3 separate regions of the Homo sapiens genome follow, and all the other regions are linked to region 2. Evidence: chromatin contacts called from ENCODE Hi-C or POLR2A ChIA-PET data. All regions are on one chromosome and are shown on one strand. Each heading gives the region's core, a stretch centred on a gene start or an enhancer-like site at or near the end of the contact. The rest is flanking DNA. Distances are from core to core; before and after follow the strand shown.

Region 1 (4,127 bases), core at 1,349-3,848, 110 kb before region 2:
CTGCAGTAGCAAGTCTTGGGCCTGAGCCCAAAGCTGGTGTGGAGTTTGAACCCTTGGCATTCTGGCCCAGAGCCAAGTGCTATCAATGGAACCCCACTGACACCTTTAGTTATTCTTCCTAGATTAGGATAGTAATTTACTTGTCTCTTTGATTTCAAGTGTCTGGTTTTGTTTCCAGATGCCTCCCAGCTCATCTGTATTCCAGGGGTTTCAAAAGATTTTAACCTCATTGGTTGTTTCCTTTGTCAGTTCCGTTTGGTGAACACAGGAGGGATACGGAGAAACTAGAGAGAGGGAGGCAAGCGAGGGGGTTTTGTATGTGTGATGTAGGGGTTATATGGGGGAGGGCTTGGTGAGACTGAAGGAATAAATGAAAGGCATATTCACTTTTAGAATATCAGCTATTATGCCAGGATAAGTCAGAATGGAGTATAAGAGATGATGTGTAGGACAATGTAGCAAAAAGTAGTATTACATAGATGCATGTGTAAAAGCCCTCCAACCAGCAGTAATCTCAACTTCCCCCAAAAGATTGCAATATATGAAGGAGATGGAGGGACCATAGAAATTTTATCCCAATGCCAATAACATAACAGAATTTGGATTTTAACATGCTATAGTAGGAAACGGCATTTATGCATGGTGTCATTTCATATTTACAAGGGCCTGTCTAGCACTGTTTATTGATTTCACTGCAATTTTTTTCCCGAGGACCCTGTAGATAGATAATTGCTAGAAATGTCCATCATTAGCACAGCATTGAGTGCAACCATCACACTAAGAAAAAGATACACATAGGACCCTGCGAGCAAGCATCAAATAGAGAGAAAAGTCACACAATAACATGTGCAGCTATAACTCCAGGCAAACACACACATAACACCCTGTGTGGCCATTGCACTGAGAAAATACACACAGCCCCCTGTGCAGCCATCACACATCAGGAAAATACACACATGACACCCCTATGCAACCATCACACCAGGCAAAAGCACAGACATAAAATGCTAAGTCAATAGGAATGAACAGCTCATAAAAGCCTACTGGAATAGATCACATCACAGCCAGGTACATCTGTTCTCAGCACTAACCATTATCATTAGCTTAAAATGCTTGAAATCACTGTGCATCCTCAGGTCTAGGGACAGATTATTCCAAGAAGATTCTGCTAAATAGATTTGGCAATGCAGTGAAGGGGACCTCTACTACATTAAAGTGATACATTTTGCATCTCAAAGGCTGTCAACTGTATTTAGAGGAACTGTGTGATTGAAGAACAATGTGCTAGGATAGGATAGCAATTTTTCTGGCCCTTCTAAATCTGGAGGTGCTTTTTACCCCGACATGAGTTAAGTGTACAATTGAATGGGCAGCTCTTAGATTGGGAGGTGACTAATAAAAGCAGAATTGGAAATAGCTTTCAACTTGTGCTGCAAAGGAAGCTGCTACATCCTGTTTTAAACTGGAACTCTCAGGTGGTATGTCACATCTAAAGGTCTTAGTGAGGTCAGACTTCAAGCCATCAACTTGAGATAAATAAGTAGCAACTACAGTCCTTGCTTCATAGGGTTGACTGCCCAACTGGGGGGAATAAAGGAACCACCCACCTCTTCTTTAGCCAGTGCCTTCTCTTTATCCTCTTGCCTTGGTCTGTGATGTTATCCTCGCTGTGTGACCCAGGGGTTACCGCACTGTGAGGGAAACTCGGCATGCCCTTCTGAAGAGTGGCCCAAAAGAACTGGTTAGAAAGAGTTTCAAGCTTCCGTGTTTCAATTACAGTGGCATTTTGTGTTTCTACTGAGTGAGAGAAGTTTCAAGTTAGCTTGTTAAGAATGATTTACACCATAATTCTAGGAAAAACAAATGTGAGTGACTGAAATTTGAAAGGAAAGAGTATAGGGGGGAAGTGCCAGACTAAACGAATCCTAAGTAAATAGGGTGTTTCTTTCGGGGGTCGGTAGGGGGATTGGTTTCTTTTAAAAAAAGAAAAAAAAAGAAAAAATGTATGTATTGTTGGTAATTACTTCTTTTACCTGGAAAGAGTGAAGCAGGAAAAAATAATAATAATAATTGCTCCATTTGCTCCCTGTAAGAGCAAATTTTCAGGAGAGGGCAGGTGTTTCCCTTACATTTGCATGACAACATCTTACTGGGAATGAGCAGTACTGGATATGAGAACTAAGAATTTCACTTCTTTTTTTTTCTCTAAATGTGGCAGAAAAGGTTTTGTTGGGGTGAGATAAGCATTTTCCATGAAACAATGCAGTAGTGACATTAGGTAATTACGTGGTGACTGGGACACACCGCATGGTATACTGGAGAAATTGCATGATACCTACATGATAACTGTAGTAACTTTAGTTATCGCTACCGTATTATCTCCTGATAACTATATAATTAGTTTGTGTCATCAAAGCACCCTAAACGTATGCCTGTTCCAGCTACTCTGGTAGAAAAAAGAAAATAAACTTTTTGCAAGGGGGGAGAAAAAGCTAATGAAGAAAGTTGCCAAGAACAGATATTTTGTAATCTGTGCTAAATCTCTGCTGGAAAACATGAACAGTAATGAAGCTGAGAAGACAGTAAAAGAAATTCGGGGCAAGGTGCCAGACGCCCAGACGGAAGGAGAATGTGGACCAAAAGATTGCGACAATCGGGTAATTATGGTTTATGAATTTCAGCTTTAATCTGTAGTTCAGTGAGTCCTGATTAAATATCTGTTAAACACAATTAAAGTTTGTTTTTGTATTTCACCGTCTTGATCAGAATAATTAGAGACTGCGTGTTTCATGTCAAAAGTAGCAAGAGGAATTTTAGTGAATGAACATCGTTTTTAAAAGCCATTTGTAGCACCAGCTGTTGGCATTATTTTATATTTTAGTGTTATCAGCATAAAGATGGTCCTCTGGATGCTGAATAGTTTCCAGCAGGACAAGGATGTTATGCTGTTATGATGGGCATGTGCTGATGAGGCTTAAATGTTTAAGGGTTAGTGTTCATTGGAAACAATGGACAAGGGAGATGTAGGTCAGGCAAGCAGATATTTTAGGTAAGAGAAGGAAGACATTTGAGTTAACTTTACCCATGCAAGGCGTGACATAAGGGAATTTCTCATGGTATAGTCATTGGTGTTAACACCTGCAACGCTGGTGTTATTTGCTTATTGAGATGTCAATGTAGTGCCTGAAGGAAGAGCACAAGAAAGATGTAATGAGAAGTGCTAGAATTCTGTCCTGGTTGGTTCTCAGCTAAACACGTGTGCCTTTTATTCCTAGAGTTAGGAGAAGGAAGTGCAGAAAGCACTTACTGTACTAATAATTCTTTGGCTAAGGATAGCAGTATGAATGCTCAAAAAGGACAAATTTAAATATAAATGGGATTGACTAAAACTGGGTAAAGGAGTAAAATCTGGTTCTACAAACCAAAGCTAAGACCATGATTTCCACACACTTGTGCCAGAAGAGAAACTGGAGAGTTGTACATCACAATCTCCTTAAAAATTATGAGGGTATATGTAAAAATGTCTGTGCAGCTTACCATGCTATGAGGTTTAAAGAAATAAGATACCATCTTGCTTGCTATTTGAAATTTGGGTACCTAGAATATTTCGGTCTCTGTGACAGACAGATTAATGCCCCCCTCCCCACCCCACCGAAGATGTTCACATCCTAATCCTCAGAACCTGTGAGTATGTTGCCTTAGATGGCAAAGAGACTTTACAGATGTGACTAAATTAAGGATTTTTGAGATGGGAAGATTATGCCAGATTATCTGGTTAGGCCTAATATGATTATAAGGGCCGTTTAAAGGAAAGAGGCAGGCAGGAGGATCACAGAGGAGATGTGGTGATGGAAGCAGAGGTCAGAGAGAGAGAGAGATTGAAAGATGCTGCGTTGCTGGTTTTGAAGAGGGAGGAATAGATCATGAGCCAATGAATACAGGTGGCCTCTAATAACTGGAAAACTCAAGGAAAGGGATTTTCTCTTAAAGACTCCAGAAAAAAACATAACTCTGCTGATACCATGATTTTAGGACTTTCTGACCTCCAGAACTATAAGTTTGTGCTAATTTGTTACAGCAGCGATAGGAAACTAATACAGTTCCCATGAACCTGCTTCATGAACTTG
Region 2 (4,757 bases), core at 1,749-4,248:
ATTGGAAAGGTTGTACATACCTAATTCTCCAGGTGGAAAATCTCATCAGTGCTTTAAAACTACATAGTATGCTGAAAGACTCAATCTCTTTCACCCACAATGTGCCTATATTTTAGAAACGAGGTGTATGAGAAAAACCACATCTTCTCACTTGGTGATATATAGCAGATGATGTTCATAGAGCGAATTGTAAATTCAGGGTGAGGTCTTTGTAGATCAAACCACTAGCCTTCATTAGCTTGAAAATGTGACACAAGTTATATCTTGCTGAGACGAGGCCTCTACAATATTATATTTTTCTGCTTTTCTCCTAGAATGAATTAAAGACTTAAATCCCTTGTTCCTAGCATTCAAAATGGTCTCTCTCTCTCTCTCTCCATATATATATATATACATAAACACACATATATATAAAGTGGAAATGTATTTATATATGTAATTATATTTCCATTTGGCTATTTAAACATTTTGAGAAATTGGAGGTTTGTGCACTAACTATATAGGTGGAGTAATCTTCTTATTTGGGAGGTAAGGGTGATTTTCATACCTGTTGGGCCAGATCTTCAAAGAATACTCTAGGTTAGCTGGTGTGGTGGAAAGAGCACTGGCCTGGTGGGCTCCTGGAGTCCTAGTGTCTAGTGTCGACTCTGGGCCTCAGTTTCCTCTCTACTAAATTGGGAGGGGGAGAGATTGATCTCTGGGGCTTTTTCTAGCTCTGTATTCTCTGGGTCTGCAAATCGCCTTCAGTGTCTGCCTTGCCAGCTCTGTTTGTCACAAAGATTAATCCATTTTAACTGTACCTTGGAGTGCACCCGGGAGAGGAGGATGGATGGATTGTTTTGTACCTAATATTGCATCAGAACTTTTGCCTTTTTAGATGAGATCGTGCCGTGCCTAAAATCTGTCTGCCTATCTGCCCACTGACTTTGTCTGTGCTGATCTCTTGCCACGGTGCCTCTTCTTCCAGCATCCTTCTCCCTCCAAGATCTAGATTCGGCATCTGACTGTACCTGTCTTGTTCTCTGCAGCATCTGTCTGCTACACTCCTAGACCATCGTTAATAAACTTTCACACATTACACGAAAACCCCTAATATGTTGGCACCTGCACATAAATATCTATGGTTCATAAAACTAGAGGAGAAAACTCCATTTTTTAAAGACCTCTATCTAGTGCCATTTGTATTTGCACTTTTTGTTTAGTTGTAAGTTTTAATAGTTCCCCCTTTGAGGATTTGTCAGTACGAGCAGTATTGCTTATCAGAACACACCAACAGTCTTTTTGTAATATTCGCTTTTCCCCTTTGGTTCAGCCGAGCCTGCTGACAGATCATTCAAATTCAATTGTTTTATGTCTAAGCCGAACAGCTAATTAAAGTAGGGATGATTAACCTGACTGGCAGTGCCGCTCTCCCTCTCGCGCTCTCTCTCCTTCTCCTTTTCTCTCTCTCTCCCTCCTGTTCCAATCAGTCTTTTTCTCACACACTCTCTCTCTCCGTCTCTCCTCTCTCTCCCTCTCTCTCTCTCTCTCCCCCCCCTCTCTCTCTTCCCCCTCTCTCTTCCTCTCTCTCAGTCTCTCTCTCCCTCCCTCGGTTGGTGTCTCTCTCTCTCTCTCTCTCTCTCTGTCTCTTGCTCTACTGTTTTTTTTTCCTCTCTCTCTCTCCTAAACGTGGTCTGCTTGCTGATGGCAGAATGGCACTCGGAGATTTGTGCATTGTGTCTGGTTTCCTACGGGCAGGCTGACCCAGTGCCTCCAGGGACTTATCAATAGACCACTCAGAAGAGACACAGACAGGAGAGAGGAGGAGGGGTGGGGGGAGAGAGAGAGAATCAATATCAAGAATAGAAGGAGCTCCGAAGCCATTTTTTTTTTAAAGAAGTATCGGGACTTGGGAGAGGGTGACAAAGAAGGTTTTTCAAAGAGGCAGTGGAGGAGGTTCTAATAAATTTGGAAGGAAACAGTTCCCTGTCTTGGGAAAAGGAGAACTCCTGACTGATTAGCATTCACACCAGGTATGAGATGTTCGCTACCCCTTATCACTGTGTCGCAACCGAGATGGAAAAGCCTTTTTTTTTTTTTAGGAGACCGAGGGAGCATGTATTTTGCTGTGTTTGTTGTTGGGGGGTAAGAGGGGCGGCGTGAGAAGCTGTGGGCATTTGTGTATGAGAGCAGAAAGAATGGAAGCAGTACAACGGGGGGTGGGAAAGAGTATGGAGTATGTTACTGTCTTCCCTGTCTTTGTGCACCCCTGGGGGGTTACCCAAGTTCATTTCTAGCAGGTGGATTTAGACGGGAGTTACTTAACGCTTGACCGCCAGTTTTGAAAAAAAAGAAAGAAAAAAACGCTGCTTCCTATGTCTATTAAAGGAAGCTCCAATTTCTCTCTCTCTCTCTCTCTCTCTCTCTCTCTCTCTCCCTTCTCTTTTCCTCTCTCTTCCTCTCTCTCTTCCTCTCTCTCTGCCCCCCATCCCTCTTCCCCTCTCTCCCTCTCCCTCTCTCTTCTTTTTTTCCTCTTCTAACCAGACAGCGGGAGGGTTTCTGGCTCCCAGCCAGCCCAAAAGCCTCTAAGTGTTTTGCACTTGTTTCAGGGAGTAGCTGCCCGGGGATTTTTCAGCATTTTCACTAGAGAACAAAGAGTTCTTTACAAAGGGAAGGGTGGGGGGGGGGGGAGTGAGCTTAATGTCTGATATATGTTTTTCTATTTTTATTAGTTTTTCGCCTAAAAAGAAAGAGACAGGAACAGAACATTCACTCTATAAAGACACAAAGACATTCAAAAGAAATCCAGTTATCTTTTCTCCCCATCATCCCAATATATACATATATGTACATGAAAAAATTAAAAAGAAAAAGACTAGTTAAGTTGCATATGTTGCTCTTTTCTCCTCTTTTAATCTTTCCAAATCCAACTGTTCTTATGCTCACTTTATGCTATTTTTTTTCTACTCACAATAAAAGTTGTTCAGGATGCATCTTCTCTTATCATGTCTTTACCCTTTCTGGGTCGCCAAAATCTTGTGGAAGAAAGAACAAAAGTCCATCAAATAATCAATTTGGTGACTAGAACATCTTCTACTTTTGCCACTTGGGTAAAAAGTTAATTATGGAATTTGGGTTCCCAAAATACCAATGGGGTACATCAGTTCATTCGATCTCACAAGTTTTTGCATCCATCTGTTTAAAAGGTACCACTTGTGTCACTTGTCAGTTATTAAGAAAAGGTAGTAAGGGAGCAGATATTTGTATTTTATTTTTGTTTCTAATTATGTAAATGACAAAACCCCCAGAGAGATTTCTTGCCCCTTCTATGATACACTAGTTCATGCAAAATATAGTCTAGATGGAGATTTTGTCAACGATTCTGATTGCCACGTAGCTTTGTGTTCTCCATTTCAATTTTTGCCTATGCATGTATATTTTTACCATGAATTTGTGTTGTAGCAAACATTTCAGAATGCTTATCATTTTCAAATTAATGCTCCAACAAAAGCAAAAAGAAATCAGATGTGAGCTGTATGTGTAAAATGTAGTAAACAATTTTATCTTTTATATATGCTGTACATTTATATCTTTATGCTAATATCCTGGATTTGTAAACCCAAGATAATGTTTTCTTTCTTAAAGTTCTCCTCTTAATGCATTTATATGTTGATTGTCACTTAGAAATCTTTTTAAGGTACATTATAGACACGAAACTAAACAAGGGGAACAATTCTCAAGCTCTACAAAAATCCTTAAATATATATTATGTACCATTCCTAACTACAGATAACTGTTTTGCTAAGTAGAAAACAGCTACAACAGTTGTTTCAAGAATCAGAAACTCTTTTCTTTTTTTTTCTATTAACTGAAAATAAAATCTATTCATATCCCTGGGGAGGGAAAATGTAGGGGAAAATATAGATATATACATTTTCCATAATTATAGAATGCATTTATGTAACTGCTTCTTAAGGGTGTAATACATATCAGGGCAGAGTGTGATGCTCATCAAAAAACCCTCCTGGCTGGGAGGTGTGAGTGCCTTATGTTTGAAGTAACTTGATAACAAGGAGTCTTTTCGGGAAACCTTACTATGTATGTGTTGCCTCAGTAATGATCCTCAGATAAAAAACAAGTACTAGGTGGCCAGTGTTAGCACTTGAACTCACTGAAAGATATTAGAAGTAGGGGAACTTTTGGCAAATCCAGAATTTTCCAGGGTAACTCACTTCTTACACTTACATGTTTTCTTTAGGAATATTCTTGAATTGCTTTCAGACTTTTCTGTATTTTTGTAGAATTTTTTAATGCTTTTAATAGTGCTTAAGGAGAAAAATACTTTTAAAAAGAATGTCATCCAAATAAGAGAAACTCAGTCTTTAAAAAGTTTTATATTGAAGACAAGAGTTGTTTTGGTTTTGCTTTTTTCCTTTTTGCTTGTGTTCTATTTTTTCTCCCTGAATTCTTTTGTTGCTGTGGGCTGTTGTCCCTGCATTTTTAATTTTTCATTTGGTACCCCCCCTTTTTTTTCTTTTTTCTTTTTCTTTTTGGTCTGTTTTTGATGTGACCAAGGGGATCTTTGAAAGGGGCAGAGGGACTGGGATAACAGGCTGTTACTGAAAGCTGCACTAGCTCTTCTTGATCCCAACTCAGGCAGCTCCTATCAGCTAGTTGTGCCGCCAAGAGTACAGTGACAGGTGATAGCTGTCATTCTGGGATTCTTCGTGGATCTGACCTGAGAGTGACACATTCACAGTCGAGGAGAAAAGGGAAAA
Region 3 (4,776 bases), core at 1,099-3,598, 66 kb before region 2:
CTGATTCTTTCCCTGGGTTTGGAGGTGTTTTATTAAATGCAAAACATAATATTGTGGCATAGGCTCCATGATTCTCCATGGCAAAATTTTCTTATTCTTCAAAATTAATTTTGAAAGTAAGAGTGCTTTATGCAGGCTTATCCAGAATCTTAGATAGGCCACTATTTCTGTTCAGCACCCAAAGCAGCAACATCCAAAGCATTTATTAACTTTTTTTTCATTCAGTAAATGTTTATCAGGGAATATGGGTGTTCTAGACACAGGTGGTGACATGTGCAAAGACTCAGAAACTTAAGAAAATATAGTACAATGTACTGTCGCAATATTACAAGTGACAGATAATGATGCTCTGAGCTAATGTGGTGCAATGGGGATGAGAGAGGTAGAAATGTGAAAAACGTTATGAAGTGAAAGGGCACTAGATTCAAGAAACCTGGTTAGTGGAGACACAAAATATTGTCTACCTTTATCAGGCTATAAAGTGGAAAGTGATTATAAAAGAGTTAGATAAGAATGAAACTTAAACATAGAGGACCTGGATTGTAAATTTTCCTTTGTAGGGTATAGACGTAAAATTTCTCATTTTCAGAGTGACTATAAAAACATTCAGTGTGTCTACTGGTGACCTTGGCAAAATCATTTGAAAGGTGTTCCCAGATCAGACCCTAACTCTCATTCTTTTAACATTCTGACTGACAGTTGAAATAGTTTGAGGTCCCAAATTTTTTTGTCTAGTAATCTCACCCTTCCTGAAAGTAATTTTTCTTATTTTATGCAAAAATTGCTATATTAAGACATAGAAAAATATATGTGTGTTTTTAACAGGTAAAGGTGTAAAGAAAACTAGGCTTTTAAAATTTGTAAGTTTAATAAATTAATATTAGTTCAAAACCCAATTAACTGTAAATATTGCTTTCTATTCAAAAAAGGCCTCCTTTGGTTATTAGGATTGCACATCTATATGCACGGGTGATTATTTGAAGGTGAGATAAAAGCAACCATGATTCTTCCTAGGTATGGAACTTTGGCAGATGGGTGAATGGTAATACTATTAATATTTACTCACATAGGGAACATAGGAGGAAGAGAAAGTTTGAAGGAAAAGATGAGTTCAGCTTTGACATGTTGAATTTAGGATGCTTTTGGAATATCTAATTGTAATTGTCTAGTAATTCATTTGATATAAAGGGTTAGAGGTCAAGAGATAAGTAATGGCTCAAGATACAGATTTGAAAGGTATTTAAAAACAGGGAGATATGAATGTCCAGTAGGCAATGGACATATTAGTCTGAAATATGTTTAATAAAGCATTACAAGATACAGACCTGAATATCAAGGAACTTACAAACACTTATGTGATATTTTCCTAGACTGATTTTCTCTTAAATCCACTCCCACTCATCCCTCAAACCAACACACATCCTATCCCCAGCTTTCATTTAAAATGCCTACGATTTACCCTTTACATTGCAGGTATACCTTGATTTCTGTAGTAATTGTATACCTCAAAATCTCATGCCGAACAAAATTATGTACATGAGATCACGTAGTCAGTTGACTCATTACTCTAAGAAACTATGGAATGAGTCAATTTGCATTGTTAATGACGTCCCCCTATTTATCACCCCCTTTAAGTGTTTTTGTCTGATTTTTGTGTGGGGGGTACATCATATTCAACTGATATAATGTCAAATTATTGAGATATTTAAAGAGACTCCTGTTAAACAGTGAGAGAGAAGTCATCTTTATTCTTTCTATTTCCATCTTTATTCTTTTTTTCTTTTTCTTTTTCATAGGGAAGGAAGCAGAGGTACTCAGAATTTAAATAATTCCCCAAAGGTCAGCCTACATTTAAAGTTAAATGTAACTTTAAATTTTATTGCTCTCTGAGATTCTTTTTTTTTTCTAGCATTGAATCATTTTTAAATGTTTTCTTGCCATTTCCCTTTTGTCACCCCTATAACCTCAGTAGGTTTACTTGTTTACCTTTTTATTCTAGAATATCTTGTGTCTGTTCTGTCTGACAATACTTGAAATTTTCCTGACAGGCAGCCATTGAGTGAACAGTTTATGTAGTTTTATAGCAGTAGTTGTAATCTCTGCTGTCCCAGTTTTCTAGAATGTATGGTTGTTTGGGACTTCTCTGTGCTCTGCCCCTTTATTGGCAGTCTCACTTTCTTTCTCGTGTCTTACCTTTATCTCTCCAGAAAAGCTTCTGCAAAATGTATCTTTCCCACCAATCACAATGCTGCAGTCTTAGTGTATGCAGTCTCTATGGTAACTGGGAAACATGCCACAACACCAAGATTACTAGAGCAACCATCAGAGTGGGGAAATCAGCGCATGCCCTCCTCTGGCACGACAGAAGTTTCCCCATTGAAACTGGAATCAGATACCTGTATTTTAATATGCAGGGCAAGGAGGGTGGCAGAGGAAATGCTATAAGCCCAGTCTCTCTAAAGGCACATTACTGGGGTTTGATGGAATTCTTGAAGTTGATCTTATTTATCATGAATAAAGCTAGAGTCATGTACTGATCCTGAGCAGACATGGATAAACTGGTTGAACTTGAGGAGATTTTTTTTTCCTGCAGATACATGACTAGTTTGTAAACAAGAGAATTTTACTAAATTAGTATATATGCTTAGGTAAGCTCAGGGAAATTACCAATGTACTGTAAAAATTATTTACTTGCATTGTAGAGACAGACTTTTTCAGATGATTTCCCTAGCAATTGCATTGTTGACCCAGGGAGGACAAAAGGCAAAATTGGCTCTCTCTGAGCCTGCCTTAGAGTGGGGGCAGTTCTATTAGGTCTTGAAGGGAATGAGGATGAAGCAATGAGGCTTTTCTGGGGTGCTTCCTTTAGGACTGAACTTCATTCCAAATATGCAGAGGATCTGACTCCCAGGTACAGCCCAATAGAAACAAAGGGCATAAATCAGAGTTTCATAACTTTGGCCCTATTAACCTTTGGGGCCAGATAAATCTCTGTGGAACAGGGCTGTCCTGTGCACTGTAAGATGTTTAGCAGCGTCCCTGGCATCTACCCTCTAAATGCCAGTAGGAACTTCTCTAACTGTGACAACAAAAAATACAGATATCCCCTGACTGGGGGCAAAAATTAGCCCCAGGTTGAGAACCACTGGCCTAAAGCAAGATGCAGCTTGGGTAAGAAAAGAGAGTTGGAGAATCCCTTAAAGGGCCCAGAATATTCACTAGTTGATCATTCAGCAGGTATTTATTGAGCCCCTGTTATCTTTCAGGCACTCTTCTACTTACCAGGGATACCACTGTGAAGAGTCATGATCTTGTGGAGCTTACCTTCTAGTACATGCATGCCACATGTTCCTAACTAGCAGGTTCCCCTTCCCTCCACACAGCATAACAGCAAATGCTTCAAGCCAACTGAGGGCCAAGAAAAGAAAAACACAAGTTCATATTTGAAGATTCTTTTTTCAGTTTATGAACCTCAAAACGGCTTTGATTTAAAAATGAAACTTGGCAAGTGATTAGTTCATATGTTTTAGTTTATAATATGTTTTAATCATTTTGGGTGTTTTCAAAACAAATGGTGAGATTAGGGGTTTTTTTTCTCTTCTATTTTTGGCCCCTTTCCTCTGGAGAGTCCTTCTCTTGTGTTTAGTTCTTGGTGTTCTTAGTATATTTGAAGAATGCTTTTAAGTATTTGAAATGTGTGTACATGGTTGAAAGGGGATGAGGAAGAAGAAACCGAAAACTTCATGACCCTGCTCAAACCAATACCCATACCCCAGCCCTAAAGCAGTGTCCGGGCACCACATCTTCAAGGAAGGCCCCTTGGAAACCCCTCATGGGCCAGTCCTCTGACCCAGGTGATCTCCTAACCCCCTTTATGTATTCTTATGAGGATATATGATAAAGAACGGACTGTGAGATTTGTTGTTCAAATTTTTCCCCTTAGAATGTGAGCTCAGTGGGTAATAGTACCATGTTGGCTCTGTCCACAGTTCTACTATCTTCAGCATAGGGCCTGGTATACAGTAAGCGCTTAAAAAATACATGTCAAATGGCTGGGTGCAGTGGCTCACACCTGTAATCCTAGCACTTTGGGAGGCCGAGGCGGGTGGATCATGAGGTCAGGAATTCAAGACCAACCTGGCCAAGATGGTGAAATCCCATCTCTACTAAAAATACAAAAATTAGCCGGGCATGGTAGCAGGTGCCTGTAATCCCAGCTACTAGGGAGGCTGAGGCAGAGAATTGCTTGAACCCGGGAGGCAGAGGGTGCAGTGAGCCGAGATCGTGTCACAGCACTTCAGCCTGGGCAACAGAGAGAAATTTGGTCAAAAAAAAAAAAAAGAAATATGTGTTGATTGACTGACGAACTGACTAAGAAACCTAGCTTTTGGGATGTCCTTCCCAAACACTTTAAGCCTGCACACTGCCTGTGGTTTAACGTGCCTCTAGTATGAGACCTCATTGTCTTCCTTATTACTTTGTAAACTGTGAAGTAACATGTTCGCTATCTAGTTCCAAGCTTTGTTCAGTGATTTAGAGGATAAATGCCTATGACTCTCAGTGTCAGAAACAGAGTAAAATTACATATCTTATTTACTTATTTTCTTGTTTAATATATGTTCCCTCTACTGGAATTTAAACTATACAAGGTGGAGAACTTGATCTGCCAATAATGTTATCCTCTGTGCCTAGAACGATGTCTGACACATAGGAGATACTCAACAAATGTTTGCTGATAAAATAAATGATAGGCATTTCATCTATTAATATATTGAT

Evidence for each region. Hi-C counts contacts between places; a loop is a spot of excess contacts on that map. ChIA-PET counts read pairs that join two places held with the same protein, here RNA polymerase II (POLR2A). Pooled maps may share reads with other maps.
Region 1: a map with no recorded cell type shows a loop between it and region 2 (2.5-fold over the local background). The contact joins the enhancer-like site here to the promoter of ZBTB20-AS5 in region 2. A Hi-C loop is called at or near these places in 2 of 168 maps with a recorded cell type or tissue (Caco-2 and sigmoid colon), 4 of 37 single-sample maps with no recorded cell type and 5 of 50 pooled maps. POLR2A ChIA-PET finds 5 or more read pairs at or near these places in 2 of 52 experiments (HEK293 and Panc1).
Region 3: a map of heart left ventricle shows a loop between it and region 2 (5-fold over the local background). The contact joins the enhancer-like site here to the promoter of ZBTB20-AS5 in region 2. A Hi-C loop is called at or near these places in 4 of 168 maps with a recorded cell type or tissue (B cell, endothelial cell of umbilical vein, heart left ventricle and 1 more), 5 of 37 single-sample maps with no recorded cell type and 6 of 50 pooled maps. POLR2A ChIA-PET finds 5 or more read pairs at or near these places in 7 of 52 experiments (A673, GM12878, IMR-90 and 4 more).

The regions. Positions count from the first base shown.
Region 1 is chr3:114,563,873-114,567,999 of GRCh38, reverse strand. All of the region lies in intron 6 of ZBTB20 (zinc finger and BTB domain containing 20), which reads left to right. Among named protein-coding and RNA genes, the nearest start is that of ZBTB20-AS5, 110 kb to the right of the region's middle. Within about 2 kb of position 2,598, at least 2 of the 41 ENCODE cell types and tissues checked have a DNase peak (open chromatin) inside an H3K27ac peak, as active enhancers do.
Region 2 is chr3:114,451,834-114,456,590 of GRCh38, reverse strand. It overlaps ZBTB20-AS5 (ZBTB20 antisense RNA 5), which reads right to left and starts at 2,998. Exons shown (of 3, transcript NR_121661.1): 1 at 2,951-2,998. The region is part of intron 7 of ZBTB20 (zinc finger and BTB domain containing 20); the gene reads left to right.
Region 3 is chr3:114,517,148-114,521,923 of GRCh38, reverse strand. All of the region lies in intron 6 of ZBTB20 (zinc finger and BTB domain containing 20), which reads left to right. It overlaps ZBTB20-AS5 (ZBTB20 antisense RNA 5), which reads right to left. Exons shown (of 3, transcript NR_121661.1): 2 at 3,325-3,408; 3 at 1,792-2,281. Among named protein-coding and RNA genes, the nearest start is that of ZBTB20-AS5, 66 kb to the right of the region's middle. Within about 2 kb of position 2,348, at least 3 of the 41 ENCODE cell types and tissues checked have a DNase peak (open chromatin) inside an H3K27ac peak, as active enhancers do.